Regions from separate parts of the Homo sapiens genome. Here region 2 is linked to region 1. Evidence: chromatin loops called from intact Hi-C (ENCODE). Cell type or tissue: stomach. All regions are shown on one strand.

Region 1 (8,000 bases):
GTCTTTCATATTAACTGCCAACTATTCCTTGATGTTGTGTTTCCTGATCCCAGTTTAGAACTAACACTATTCTAGTATTGGCTAAATTTGAAAATCAACAACAAATCAAAGCGATGTCTTTGTGAAGTTAGTACATTGCCACTGTCTACTGATTAAAACATTTCATGGCATGGATTGCCAACATGAAGATGTTTTCTGGGTATTTAAGAATTTATTGACTTCTGCGCTTCTGTTACCACATTAAGATGGAAATTGAATTTGGCAGCGACTGCTTTTGCTTGCTCAGCTTTTTAGAAATCCTTGTGGTAGCAGTGGGACTGTCAAGTTCAGTCTTTCCTTCTCCCAGTTTCAGTTGAGGGATAAGCCAATCAAACTCTCTTTCTCAGGAATCTGAATCTCTAATGAAGTTACAAATGATAAAATGTATTCTATCACCAGCTTGTAGATGAAATCATCCATGTGTTCCTGCCTGAAATTTCCAAAGCTGCTTGTCTAATTATTTACAATACGCAGTTTTAGTTGTTCAACTTTTCCTTTAAATATACAAGCTACCAAGTATCTTTACAATACAGTCCTTTTTGCGGCATGCAACCAAAGAATTTTCACTGAAACAAAAACTTTTTCATTAATTTTTACCACTGACATATCTCTTTCAAGTGTCAGAGCTATGCTTAATCCCCAAATGCCAATGAGCATTGAGAATAGTGTCACATTCAGGATGGGTCAATATGTATATTGACAAGGGAGATTTTGTAGTTCTCTCAGGAGTCAAGAAGTTTCAAGATCACTGCTACACATTATCTATGTAATTTATACATAAACAATGATCAGAAGTCTCTTTGGGAATCTTTCTCTACAGATAATGTTGCATTCCTAATTGTATAATCATTCATGCAATTATGAATTTATCTATACCTGGTACATTGCAATATTTCTCTGCTTTGGAAAGTTGTGCCCTACCTACAGTATGCAAAATTATTTTATTATCAATAAGCATATAAACAATAGAAGTAATCATGATGGAAAAGATCAGCGATGTAATTCAAAAATTTTAAATTCTGGACATAGAAAACATGGAAACTTTTTGATTTAGCAATTCTTCTTTTGGAAATGTAGTCTCTGCACATATTTCCAAATATGAAAGTTCGTTGAATTATTAGGCTGAGTTGGCACATAACCTAAATATTCAGTGATAAGGAGGGTGATATAGTTATTCAATGGAGTATTGCACAGCCACTCAAAATGCTCAGGTTCTGTCATAGAAGTTGCGAGGAGAGCTGGAGTTCCATCCTAACCTAATCACTTTCTTGAGAAATCTTTGGCAAGTTACTTGACCAATCTGTGCCTCAATGCCTTCATTTGTAAAATGTTCATAATAATAACACATATAATATTACCATGAGATCTAAATGTGTTACTACTGTATACATAAAATTCTTATAATGATGCCCAGAAAAAGCACCATTAAGACAGACACAAATTCTGTGATCTTAACTTTGTTTTAAAAAGAAATGGAATACATTCAAAACCCTAGAGCAAGCTTTTCCAGCCCACAGCCCGTGGACCACATGCAGCCTAGGATGGCTTTGAATGTGGCCCAACACAAATTCATAAACTTTCTTAAAACATGAAGAGATGTTTTTGCGATTTTTTTTTAAGCTCATCAACTATCATTAGTGTTAGTGTTTTGTGTGTGGCCCAAGACAATTTTTCTTCCAACATGGCCCAGGGAAGCCAAAAGATTAGACATCCCTGCCCTAGAGAGATTCATTAAGGTGTAACAATTATTTAACGGGATAGTGGAATTACAGCTGACTTTTTTCTATCAGATTTCTTTTTTTTTTTTGAATGACATTTTACAATGAAAAAGGATGCCTCAAAAATAATACTTATCTGAGTCACTTTTTATACAAATCAAATCATCCAATTAACTGTGCAAAATTACATGTATGCACATGTAGCTTTATTGGGAGTTAAGAGGGCCTCATTTAGAGAAACTTAGAATTCAATTCATCCATAGATGTTTCTTTCAAGAAAATAGTTTTTTATGGAAAAATCGCATTGTTATTATTCCCAAAGAAATAATGTCCTTTTATATGTTCACATGTAGGCATTGGCTAAAATCAAAGTTTGATGACTTTACATTAATTTTAATACAGAAAACATATTAAAGGATTATAGCACAAACCAGGCTACTCAGTACAATCTAATGACAGTCACACTTTCTTGGGAAGGGACCAATCATCCTTGGTCAAGATCCATGTTAATTTCAGAGAAGCTTTTAGGGGAAAGATTTTCTGATTTGGAAAACACTTCTAAAGAACTTAAAGTGCTCCCAGGTCTATTTGAAACCTCATTTGCAATGATCAGAGCTGTGTACCAGCTATACTATGATTTCTGATAATGGGTTCTGCATTAATTTCTGTTGTTTCAGGAGTTTATGTAGATAAAACTCATCTAGGCTTGTCAGTCTTATCACACTGAGATGGTAAGAGAGTTAGATGTAGACTTACTGGAATGCCTAAAGATGGGCTATAGGAGGAGAAGGCCCTACCCAACTTACCCAGTAAAAATACCTATCACTTAATGAGTGCTTAAAAGGTGGCTGATATCCTTCCTAGTGTGATTAGTTTGAAGTTAAAACTCCCAATGAAGCTGTTACTAATTTTCTTTGTTTAAATCTGTATTGTCCCCAAGAAGACTAAGAAGAAAGGCACAAACAGTGATTTTTTTCAAAGGTTGTTTGTTCCTTCCCTGTATCTCTTTTCACACAGAAACATCAATAAAAAGAGATGGCGATCAGGTAGTAGAGAACCTTCTCTTCTGATCCTTGGCTCAAGGGCAAGGATTCCCATTGAGTAAAGGGGCTATTTGAGAGCTGGCTGGGAGGCAGACAGTGCTGACCACCAGGCCTCTGTAATGTAATCTAGTTCTAGAGGACAGGACAGTGCAGGATTCCATTCTGATGTGCAGGCTGGAACCCAGGAATCTTACCTTACATTGCCCACCCTTTTCTCCTTGTGCCTCAGATCTTTTGTGAATCTGCCTACTAGCCCATTCCCTTCTGGGGGGTGAAATATAGGAGAAACCACTAAGGTTTATTATATTCCTAAGAATATGATCCTGCTCTTTTGTTTTTGGTCTTACCCCACCCCTGTCCTGTAAGTAACCCATCTTTTCACCATAGAATTTCATCCCGTCATGTCGATTGACATCTAAGTATAGACCAGACTCCTAAATATCAGCTGCTCCTCTAGATTTCCAATAGTGTCACTGGCTCACCAACCCCCATTTCTGAGATCATTTTTTGTAATTTCAGTTGTTTTCTGTGAACAATGCCTGGACAATGCTATTCCAATTGAATAACTTGCTTTTATACTAAATAGGTCTACATTTTTCAGCCCTTCAATTTAGGTCATTCACCCCTTCTGTCTTTCTGTCCTACCAAGCTGATCTATGGTAGCATCTTAGCCCTTCCATGGTAACTTGCAATCAGTTAAACTTCAAATCCTGAAGCCTGCATTTCATATTATAACACATGTAAAGCAGAATTTTGCAATAAGTTCCTAAAACTGAACTTAGGGCTGTGTGTTGTATTATGGCTCATGACCCTGTGACCCCAGCACTTTGGGAAGCCATGGCCAGAGGATCACTTGAGGCCATGAGTTCAAGGCTGCAGTGGGCTGTGATCACACCATTGCACTTGAGCCTGAGTGACAGAGCAAGACCCTGCTCTAAAAGAATAACAATAAAATAAAATGAAATAAAAATAATAAAAATTGAACTTCGTATGTCTCAATAGTTTCTCTTGAATCCATCCCTTCAATTGTCAATAAACTGCATTACTGAGGAAATTATTTGGATGATTGATTATATATCTTTTAACTGTGTTAATTTCTTAATATCTATAAATAAAGAAATGTTTAAAAAATATGCATAACAGCTTCTGAAGTAGTCATGCTTTTTGTAAATCAGAATAGAATTATTGAAATATGTGCATGTAATTTAGATAACATACATCATAGTAAATTAAATATATTTATTATAGGAAATACTGAGTTATTTTCTATGCTTCAGAAGAAATTTGTTAATTGATTTCCACTTAGCTAATTTCCAAGCAACAGAATTAATGCTGGCTAATTTAAAGAGAAAAGCAATTTATTGGAAGGATATCAGATAAAACCCTGAATAGCCAGGCTGGGCAAACATATAGAGAAAAGGGAGCTAGAGAGCCAATTTAACTAAGCCAGGATAATATTTCAGGCATTTGGAACTCTGGACATTCTGCTGCTGGACATTCATGGAGACACTGATGTTCAAAACCATATGCATCTTTTATTCCCAGGCTCCAAACACTGCAATCTTTAAGTAATTTCCCAGTTGTCCTCAGTCTTATTATCATTCCCCGAAAAGCCAAAGCCCTGAGAGGGAGGGATGGATGATCTGCTTCTGGGTCACTTTGGCCTGGCTCTTAGTAGATAAACAGAAACTGGAGCTTCCTCTTTGGTTTTCATAGGGAGAGGTAAAAGGAAGGACATTGCCTTTCACCAATACTCCCACAAAGGCTTTTCCCACAACTGTGAAAATCATCTGAATGCTGACCTACAAAAAAAGGTGGATTTGCATTCAAGTAATTACATTTAGTCCATTTCTTTTCCTTTCAGAATAAATGTTCCCACTTTATATCCAAGAGACTTAATTTTGAAAAGTCATAATTATAAATTTTTTAATGTTTCCATATTAGTTCTTTAGGTAGAAAAGAATGAACTTTACATACTACATACTGAAAAGGAAATATAGGGGACAAATGAGTTTGCAAATCTATTTCCAGAACAACCTATAAAAGAGAATATGAGAGAAATTCTTCTATTAATGGCTATTAAGTAATTCAGATCACACTTACTAGGAAAAAAACACTTAAAAAATTTATTTGAAAGCATCAGAGAAGTTATAAGATAGTGGGGGGAGGGGAAGCAGATGAAAACCAAAGAAAGAACAGAGGCCTGAGGTAGGGGATGATACTGCGGGGTCACATTTGCTCAGAGTGTACTTGGGAATCAGCAGGGGCTGATTTGAGGCTGAAAAACCGAGTAATAGGTTTGATAGACTGTAGAGCTGAGAGGCAGGATTCAAGTGTAGAGTCTGTCAAATACAGAGCCTGGATAAACCATCATCATGTTGAGGTGAGACTCTCAAAAGGCATAATCTGGTAGCATAGATTAACCAAAGAGATAGGATGTGGTTCAGCTTCAAATTATTTCAATCCAAGAAATTGGCTTAAAATGATCCAGATAGTTGTCACATGTTGTTTACTAAATTAAACATAAATGCTCTCTGGAGAACTCTCCTAGATTTCAGGATATTTCTATGTCTAATATTTTGCAAATGTAATGTTTGCCACAGAATAAAAAGTAACAAGGCACACAAGGAGGCAAGACATTATGAATTAAAACTAGCAGAAAAAAGAAATAATAAAATTAGCTCTATGTGGTCTCATGAGAAACAGAATGGATAGAAAAGTAGGAATCACTATGATTATTTAAGCTCAATTATATCAGTAAATTACATTAATTATATATAATCTAAATCATCTTATTAAAGATAAAAACAGTCATACTGGACCAATAACAAAACCCAACTACATGCTACTTACAAATACACGCCTGAAATAAAATCACAAAAACTGTTTGAAAACAAAATATGGAAAAGACATGTGGTGCAGAATCCAAATGAAAGCTGTAGTAGCTGTATTAATATCAGACAAAGCAGGCTTCTAAAAACTTGATAATAATATAGAGAGGCACTTCATAATGACAACATTTTCAAGTCACTAGGAAGATACAACATTTTTTATGAATCTAGTAATGTAGCCTTAAGCCAAAATTAATTAAATACAATCAGAAACAGAAAAATCCAAAATTATGAGGGATTTTTAACAAAATTCAGTAACTGATTTAACAAACAGGCATATATTGGTAAGGATAGGCAAAGTTTAGGCCATTAAACAATAAGATTAGCAAACTTGGCCTAATGTAATATCTATATAACCTTGCATCTAACATCTGCAGAAAATACCTTCTTTTCAGGCATATGGAAAATTTTTTCAAATTGACCACAATCTGGTAATAAAGGAAATCTCAGCAAACATTCAATTTGTCCTCTGAACACAGTAAAAATAATCTACAAATCAATTTTTAACAAAAAGTAACTAGAATATTTCATATGTTCAGAAATTAAGAAATATTCTTTTAACAAATTCTATGAATTTATGGAATTAAAATGTCTGCTATCATTGTCTCTATTCCACATAGTTCTAGAGATTTTCATCAGGGAAATCAAGCCAGAAAAAGAAATAAAATGTAAATGATGTAGAGAGAATGACATAAAATTGTCATTATTTTTATATGATGATTGTATTTTTAGAAAATCTAAAAGAATATGAAGATAAATTATTAGAATTAATAAATGAGTTGAGCAAGAAAGTCATGTAAAAAATCAATTGAATTGCTATAAATCAACAAAAATGGAATATAAAAGTTTAAAATATAGATGTGATTTATATACTTTTGAATACCTAGGAACAAAATATGTGTAAGACCCTTATACAGAAAACTATAAATATTATTAGAGAAATTATATGGAGGGATATTCTCTCTCTAGACCCTTACTGCCCAAAATGTGGTCTACTGATTAGCAGCATCAGCATGTTTAAGAGCTTCTAAGAAATTCAGAACCCTGGGCTCCATTCCAGATCTACTGAATCTGAAACTATATTTTTTCAAGATCCTGTAATGAAAACACAGCAAAGTTTGCTGCCTAGGCATTAGAGGTAGAATACTGCACCCAAAAGGCTCAAGCCAGTGGCCAGACATAAGAACTTGGAAGTAGCTCTTCTGCCTTGCAGGCTGGGCTCTCTGCTTGTCCAGCGCTTCCTTTAGATGGACAATTTTGACATTTGCCCAAGAACTTAAAGTAACCCACACCCTATTCCCTTCTGTATGCGGGTAGTTTCCATGTGCACTCGCTCTCTCTCTCTCTCCCTCTCTCTCTCTCTGCTGACTTTTTATTCCTGCTTTGTTTGACCTGGGGAAGAAGGACTGCTTTCCCAACTCATTGTGCCCTCCCTGCTTAGGATTGTAAGTAAAAATCTTTGAACTGTTTTCAATTGTGGTGGTGTACTGAATTTGTGTCCTCCATTTGAATAACCAGGCTCCCCCAGGCCAGATTTTCCAAGGGAATCTGGTTGGAGGTGGACACAAGGTCAGGATCCTCATGCCAGAGCAGTGGTCCCATATGGGCTCTATCTCATAGGTTTTGGTATGTTGCGTTTCCATTTTTGTCTCAATATATTTTTTAATGTTCCTTTTAATTTCCTCATTGGCTCATTGATTGTTTAGGGACATGTTGTTTAATATCCATGTATTTGTGAATTTTCCAAGGTTCCTTCTGTTATTAATTTCTAGTTTTATACCATTATGGTCAGAAAAGATAGTTGATATGATTTGTCTTCTTAAATTTGTTAGGACTTGTTTTGTAGCCTAACATCTATCTATTACTGAAAGTGAGGTGTTGAAGTCCCTACTATTATTGTATTGCAGTCTATCTCTCTCTTCAGAACTATTAATATTTGCTTTATATATTTAGGTACTCTGATGTTGCATGCATAATATTTACATATTATAACATATATATCTTATATATATGTTATATCCTCTTGCTGAATTGATACATTTATCATTATCTAATGATATTGTCTCTTTTTAACATTTTTGACTTAAAGTCTATTTTATCTCATGTAAGTTTAGCTGTTACTGTTCTGTTTTGGTTTGCATTTGCATGAATTATCTTTCTCCATCTTTTCACTTTCAGTTTATGTGTGCCCTTACAGGTGAAGTGAGTCTCTTGCAGGTAGCATAGAGTTGAGTCTTGTTTTTTTTTAACAATTTAGCCATTCTAGGTCGTTTGATTGGTTGGAGTATTTAATCAATTTCTATTCAAGT
Region 2 (8,000 bases), 1.1 Mb after region 1:
CATAAAAAGTGAACTTTAAGTAGAAAAACAGTTATTGAAAAGATAAGATACTTTAATTGTATTTGAAATGCAATGGAAAGCTATGGAAGGGTTATACATAGAAAAATATCATGGTGCGTTGTACATTTTTAAAGGATCAGTAGACAATGATCAGAGGAAGCAGGTAAAATAAGAAACTATTGGAGTAGTTCAGATGAGAGGTGATGGTGACTTGGTGTGTATGTCTGATTGTGCAGCTTGTGTACTGCACACCTCTAGGTGGTGCCATTCTCCTAGACTGCAAAGTGTATGGTCTCCTAAAGAGTTGTACAATTAAAACCTGTAAAACTGTACACAATGATGCTGTTTACAGGGGCCGGGGGATGCAGCAGTGGTAAATGGACAGAATTGGCAGAACCAATACATACAGCAGAATAACTTATGCTTTTAATTGTATGGACATTGGTGGGGAGAAATGGGAGAATTTATATCTCTTTTACAACTTAGCAGATATTGGTGCTATTACATAGCTCTTGAATGCTTCTATAATTTCCTTTCTATATTCATTGTTTTCATAAACCATTGAATACATTATAAAATCCAATTGTTAAAATGGTTTCTAAATTTTTTAGAAGCCCTGGACTAATTTTTGCCATATGGATATGAAATGAATTTCATTTGTTAACATGAAAAAATTCTATAAAAGATTAGCTTAACAAATTGGAAACAATATGATCTTTCAAAAATTCAAGCTATACACAGTAAGTGGTCAATAGCTATTTATTGATGGTGATGATGTTGTCTGCCCTTTGAAGGGCTGTTAATAATACAATGCAAACAATGTGCTGTTAAAATCACTTGAATGGGTTATTTAATAATATGATTAGACTAATTTACTGCAAGATTGAAATTCTTATCTGGCATTAATATGGACACTAGACTAGGCCTTGAAAAGAGTCACATAATACACAGTACATTTTTCAGAAGATTTGCTTTTGTATATTCATGTAATTTGGCATTGAAATATTGGTTTAACCTATTATTGAATTCAAAATGTTGTGATTTCAGGCCTTCTCTATCGAGAAGTCACTTTTTTTTTCTTCCCAACAAAGCAAAACATATTGGTTCTTTGTAGGGTTTAACATATTAACTTGGTCTTAGAGGACTGGTATTTTAAAAAGGAAAACAAATAACTTCATTGTAAGGAGAATCTTCAGGGCTCTCTTTGAGAGGATTGGCAATTCATCCAATATTTTACTGCTGTCACTCTGTAATCTGTTGATTGGTGTTCATAATTCTTCACAGAGATATTGTAAAGATTAATGAAACAGAGTTTGTAAAGTATTTTATCTCCACAAACGCTAGTTCTGTGAGCTGAACGTTTAGAAGCCTCATTATACACAGGCTATACCGTGCCAGAACTCTTAAACTGTTAGTAAAATCTCTTAAGTGTTGTTCTTTATCATTGCTGTCTCAATAATGCAGGGCTGTGCCTATCATATCAGTTTTTGTCTCTTCAGGACTGTTTAAGCGTACTACTATTGATACTTGACATTTATCAGAGTTACAGTGATCCTTTTAAATTTGGAGGGTATAGAATTTGTATTTTATCTTTTAGTGTCGTCTAATAATGTCAAGCTCTATATAAGCACAACCCAGAATTACATAAAGAGCAATGCTCTTTAAAGTCTAGCCTCTGTATCATGAACCTCCCAAAGGTTTGCATTAAAAAATAATGCAGTATGTTCCTCTCCCCAAACAGCTTCAAAGTATAGAAAGCTTAATTAAAATGCCTAAAAGGTAGTACCTCATATCAACGCAACTTCTTGCATCATTAATTCCATAATATAATTTCTTCTGGAAAAAATCTTTAATTTCTAGAAGAAAGCAAACATAAACTTTCTTCATATTATTTAAGTCTACCTTGGAGTAGAAGGGATGAAGCATAGAGAGGTGAGGGAATTCTAGAGTAACCAAACAAACACTATTATTGTGAGTGATAGGGGAAGTGGTTGGATCCTCACTCACAGTTGCTCATAGGTTTCCAGGAACGGTCATGCTTAGGAGGGAATCAATACCACTGAGAAGATACCAAAATACACAACAATGTTCAGTCACTTACATGATAATGTTTCTTCGGAGGAGGAAATTTAAGCTAATCTTGTATAAGTCTCATTTTTGTTGTAAAATTTGATTTTTCTTGCTATGGTTGGAAGAATGCAATAACATTGTATGTTCTGAAAAATGTAGCTCTTTCAATTGTGTCATACAATTCATATAATGTATTTATTTGGCTTTATGATGTAAGAAATGTCGTCCTATTTCAAATAAAGAATTTGTGTAACTTTTTTGTAGTTTTCTGACTTGTTATACACTTGACAAAATATTTTCTAACATAAGAGTTTCTGATATATATATACATATCAGAATATGTATGTATATATTCCTTTCCCCAAACAGCTTGCATATATATGCATGTGTGTGTGTGTGGGTGTGTGTGTGTGTATACCTAAACAAACTGAGGAAGAAAAGGTAGTGAAGAAACTGGGGGAAACAAGATGAGACACATAAAAATAGATATAAAATGTGAAGATCTATAGCCATCCTAATTTTGTTATACTTTAAAATAATGCCTTTATTGTAGTCAAATGTTTGTGTTTAATAAAGATATATTTTTAAAATACAAACTGTCATTTTAATTAGAAAGTGATCATGTTGCTTATATTTTAAACCACTATTCATGCTGTAATCATCTTTTAAATAATCAAAAACAAAGACTATGTTTCTATAGTACATTATCTTAAAAAACAGTCTATGTTTAATGTGACTACCTGCTTTTTGTGAGAAGAAAACATTTTATGGACATGTCTTTTTAGTGTAAATTTAGATAAATTTATTCTAAATAAAATATTTTTATAAATACATCTATATTTCAAATTACAACATTATCAACTACCATTTACAAAGATCTTTGATTGCTTGTAATCCTCAGATTTAGTTAAATTAAAAGGACTCAGTGTAAATAAATAAATCCTCATAAAAGCAATCCAGATACAAAATTCTGTTTTCTTTTGATGAAATATTCTACTTACATTTACTATTTTAAAATATGTATTCTAAAAGCATTTTGCAATAATATAAATTTATGTTTCATTTTTGATAAATTTCCTGTAAATCTTAAAGTACGTTTATCATGATAGCAGTATTTGAAGGGACCCTATATCAGGTATTCCAAAATGCTACTTTCCAGAAGTTTTCTACCAGGATAAGTGGGGAATAATTTAAGGATTAAAGAAACTGAGTGATAATTTCTGAATATCGCTACAGGACAAATAACTGAGAGTTCTCTTTGAGTATGATCACTGGTAACGAAATTTGATGATGTATCAAAGGATAGTTTTTAAAAGCTGACAATAATTTAAAACCTTATAAGCTTGCAAAAGTTAAAAATCAACTTTTACTAGTTAGAATATTCGGCATTCTATCGGTAATATTGAAGATTTGTAACAATAAGTTTGACTCTAACAGGATTCTGAAAACGAGACTGTCAGAAAGGGGAAAAGCGCCACCTATTGATCCGAATATGCAAATTATGTACTGGTTTTTGAAGTAGCTGTGTAAAGCAAAAGAATTTTGGAGCTTTGCTTTGGAGCAAAAAAATTTACTAAGTTGAAAACTTAACTCCTTAATATAAAATTACTTAAGTCATAGTCATTCTCCAGAATATGATCTTTCATTTAAGGGTATATTAAATACGTCTTGAAACACAGTATTTACTGGCCTTCTTATTATGTTATCTTTGTAAGCAACAAATCACAACCCTCTCAGCAGTGTGTTTGATGAATTTTCTACTGAAATTATGAAACATAGGCATATTTTTAACTCAATAATGAAAGTTGTAATTAGAATGAAATTAGTCTTCACAATCCTGAGAAACTTGTGTTAAAAAACAAATTTTAGTTTAAGAGTCAGATGTGGTCAAATATGAACCATTTGACATGACATCATGCATGTAGCCTAATAAATGGTCTTAATATATGTAATTATAAATAGTCATTAGTTACATATTTCACTTTAGAATCTTAGAGCTTGATAATGAATAGTTAATTCATTGAGTGACATTTCAACAAATTGTGTTGAAATTCATGGACCATGTAGGCTGAGTGAAAAGGTAACTGTTATTATTTTAAAATAAGATTTTATGTCTTCATAGAATTGAGAAAGATTGACCTTCACATGAGATATCTCTATTCTTCTACTACATCTCCAATATCAATAGAAAACTGTTTTTAACTTACACAAGAGTGTCTTTTATCCTTTCAATGCATGGAAGATTATCAGGCTTAAATCCTGAACATATCTACAGGCTGAAACTGCCCCCAATCTCTGAAGTTATAGGGAAGCAATTTGGAGTAACATTTTAGAATAGTTCTTGCTCAGCAAAATGTTAACTGTAAAATCACTTAGCCTTCAAAAAAGAAACAATACTCTTATGTAGTTGAAGGAATTACAGAATTGTAAATACTGCTAATTAGATTAAAATGTGCTAAAAATTCCCATCAAATATGATTTCATATGCGCAGTATTAACTTACAAAGAAAGGCGATGTCCAAATTTCCATATTTTCCAAAGATGATGTATAAAGATTAGAGTTTGTGTATCTGTTTTACTAAAACGTAATTATAATGCCTCCATTTTACTAGCTTCACTGTGAAACTTTACAGGTTATCTTTGTTCTTTTCCAGATCAATAAGGTTACAGCAGATAACTATTAATATATTTCTTTGCATCCGCACAGTGAAAATTTTAAATATTAAAACGAAATATTGCAGCCCATATATCATCTACTCTTTACAAGACAGGAATGACAGTATTAAGATGCGCATTCAGGATAGCACTCTTTCTACTTTGAACGCTGTCAAGAACAAAGTGCTTTACAGACTTAAAATAAATCTAGGTACTAATCCATTGAATTTCTGACAACAGGAGCCCAAGGTTTCCATGCACTTAGCTGAGTACTGCATAAGAGCTTGTGCATTATTTATGTCCACTAATGGTGTTGCAATGCGCTTTGTGTGAAGCAGTGACAGTGCAATCTGCTAAGATAGCTGCTGCTGTGGACAAAGCCATACATTTTCTTGAGCTTGAATTTTTGACAGAATACTCTATTAATGCCAATTCTGCTTAAGTAAATGCTGAACAGGGGTCAGTTTTTCCTTTTTCCCCTTTTCTCTTATTATTTAAGAAAACAGTGCCATAAAATTGAAAATGATGTTCTAAGGTTTACTGAATTTTTCAGTACAATAGTGGCCGGTAAAGGTCACTCTACTTTTTTGTCTACATTTGTGATTTCATGTGATGGTCCACAGACTCAATAGGAAAGCTCTTAGCACTGGAAAAGGGAGGTGCTATTAATCCCAGTTTCAGTGCCATTATACTCTTCAGTGGATCAATAGAATTAAATGAGCTGAGATATTAGGAAAATATTGAAAAAAGCAGGAGGGCTGTATTGTTTGACCAGGGTTGGGATGAGTTGAAAATAAAGAACCATCTAAAGCAGCTGTCAATAAATCATGAAAACTATACTCTGAACCAAATGGAATACAGCATGAAGCCTCAAACTTTAAATGTCCATAATATCTGTTGTGGTTTTTTTAATTAAACATTTTATTTGAAATATCCTTTGCAGTTCTCTTTTTTCAATCACATATTTTTTAGAGAAAAAAATGTTCTTAAGCTGATATTTAGACGAGGGAAGTTCCACTCATAAATTACAAAATATATTTTGGTATATGAAGCACATTATAAAAGAAGTGGAAAGAGATTTCAAATATTGAAAAATGAAATGCAAAATTATTTTCACCTCTGAACATCTCTATTGGTCTCTCTCTCTCTCTCTCCTTCTCTCTCTCTATATATGTATGTATATATATATGTGTATATATACATATATATATATATATATACTTCTTGCATTATAGATATATGGCAAATTTTTCTCTTTATTGTGGCAATATTTTACCATTTAATTAAACAGTAATATTAAACAGTAATAAGTCAATACATTCTAGTCTTCTTAATAGCAAACATAACTTGTATTTTCTTTACCTTAGCCAAGAATAGGTATATGTTACATTGAACACTAATAATATAATGGTTTCTTCTTTGAACAAATAAGAGTAGTAAAGACTTATCAATTCCCACTAAATGAAATTGGAAGCCCTAGATAAAGGTTTCACAATCATATGTTTAATTCTTGGTTATTAAGCCTGATCAGATGTGGCCACATTGTAAAATTATCTTGCAGCAAATAAATTTAGGATATTGTACCATCTTTATTTTCAAAGCTAATCTCTAAGAAAGATCTTTACTTGAGAAAAATATTTTTAATCTCCGAATAATGTGATGGAGACTGCAAACTGTTTATTTAAATTTATGTTCTCTTCATCCTGGACATACCAGACTATGTGTTCCTTCCTCCCTTGCTGTTAGGTGTGGCCATTTCTAGAAGAAAGAATGTGAGAATGAGTGGCATAGCGCATTTCTAGGCTGAGGCGTTCAAAAAGTGGCCTTGCCCCGTCTGTGTCTTCTTTCCTCCCCTATGAATGAGTGCAGATTATAGGGATTATAGAAATAGTAGGGTTACAAAAAGCAAGAAGCATGGACACCGGAATAGCTGCAAAGAATTGCTGCAAATTGGGAACACGTGCCTGTGTGGTGAAGCAAGCAAGAATGATCATCGATGATGTAGGATTCATGATACCTATTGGGCCTATTTATTACCACTGCTTAGGCTTCCCAAAACAATAGAGATATCATTAAGTAAGGGTCAGTAATTTTTGACACGTAATGGCTGTCAAAGATAAACACACTACTGACTAGAGCACAAGAATTGCTTTTCACTTCTCTTCCACCTTTTCAGATTGACCTATATGTAGCACTCTAGTCTATAGTCTGTTTTGCTTTTGACGATCTAGAGGATGACTTCTCACAAAATGAGAAATTGTACTTAAGATGGCCCCAAAATGAGTTTAATTCGATACTATCCTTATTCAGTTGTGTATATCCATTGCTAGTAGAATACAACTTCATGTGACTATCCTGCATAAAAACAATATTCTTATTTTAATGAACTATTTTATTGCCTCAGAAATTATGATTCTATCCCTTGAGCAAAACAGAGAAGTTTTTATTTCCCTGACAACAACTTTTGCATATGGAGCACAAGATGGAATATTGAGAAAATTCAATAAGGATTTGGGGTCTCACATGATCTGTCTGACTTCATGTTGATACAGTCTAAGCTCTATTAATTATTATTATTGTTACTATTGAGACTGAGTCCCCTTCTGTCTCCCACGCTGGAGTACAGTGGCATAATCTCTGCTCACTACAACCTCTGCCTCTCAGGTTCAAACAATTCTCCCTGTCTCAGCCTCTCGAGTAGCTGGGATTACAGATGCCCGCCACCACATCTGGCTAATTTTTGTATTTTTAGTAGAGATGGGGTTTCACCATGTTGGCCAGGCTGGTCTTGAACTCCTGACCTCAGGTGATCTGCCTGCCTTGGTTTCCCAAAGTGCTGGGGTTACAGGTGTTACATCACGACCAGTCTAATCTCTATTGATTTTTGATAAGAATTCTACAAGTTGCTAAAGAAAAATTGCTTAATGTGAATGATCTTAGAACATGATACTAACTCTCACTGATCCATCTTAAATTGAAGACCAAATCTGAAGGGACAGATTGAACCTTTAGGAGAGAAGATCAATTAGATAAATCAGAATTGTTATTTAAAACAAGTTTATTTTTCCTTCAGTTTTAGAAAACAATAATTGTATAACAGAAAAGTAAGCCCTAAATTCCCATCTCCTCAACTTCTTCCCTCAATCCCTAATATTCTTTTTGTATGTACATCCTCAGTCAGTCCATATGTACTTCTATACAAATGGTAAAATTAATTTTTAGTATACATTTACATAAGTTGTCTTATGCCATATTTATAACATTTTCAGATTTCT

Evidence for each region. A loop is a pair of places that touch in the nucleus more often than their neighbours do. Peaks named below come from ENCODE experiments on the same cell type or tissue, not always from the same donor. Only the 100,000 strongest peaks of a DNase experiment are listed, where the experiment ranks them.
Region 2: it touches region 1 in a loop (4-fold over the local background); 2 of 110 quality-filtered maps call a loop at or near these places.

The regions. Positions count from the first base shown.
Region 1 is chr13:72,031,620-72,039,619 of GRCh38, reverse strand. No RefSeq gene overlaps it. Among named protein-coding and RNA genes, the nearest start is that of DACH1, 170 kb to the right of the region's middle. In stomach, no CTCF peak of the experiment used is centred here; no DNase peak of the experiment used is centred here.
Region 2 is chr13:70,956,585-70,964,584 of GRCh38, reverse strand. No RefSeq gene overlaps it. Among named protein-coding and RNA genes, the nearest start is that of LINC00348, 55 kb to the left of the region's middle. RefSeq lists an enhancer at 4,522-5,680. In stomach, no CTCF peak of the experiment used is centred here; a DNase peak (open chromatin) is centred at 3,524.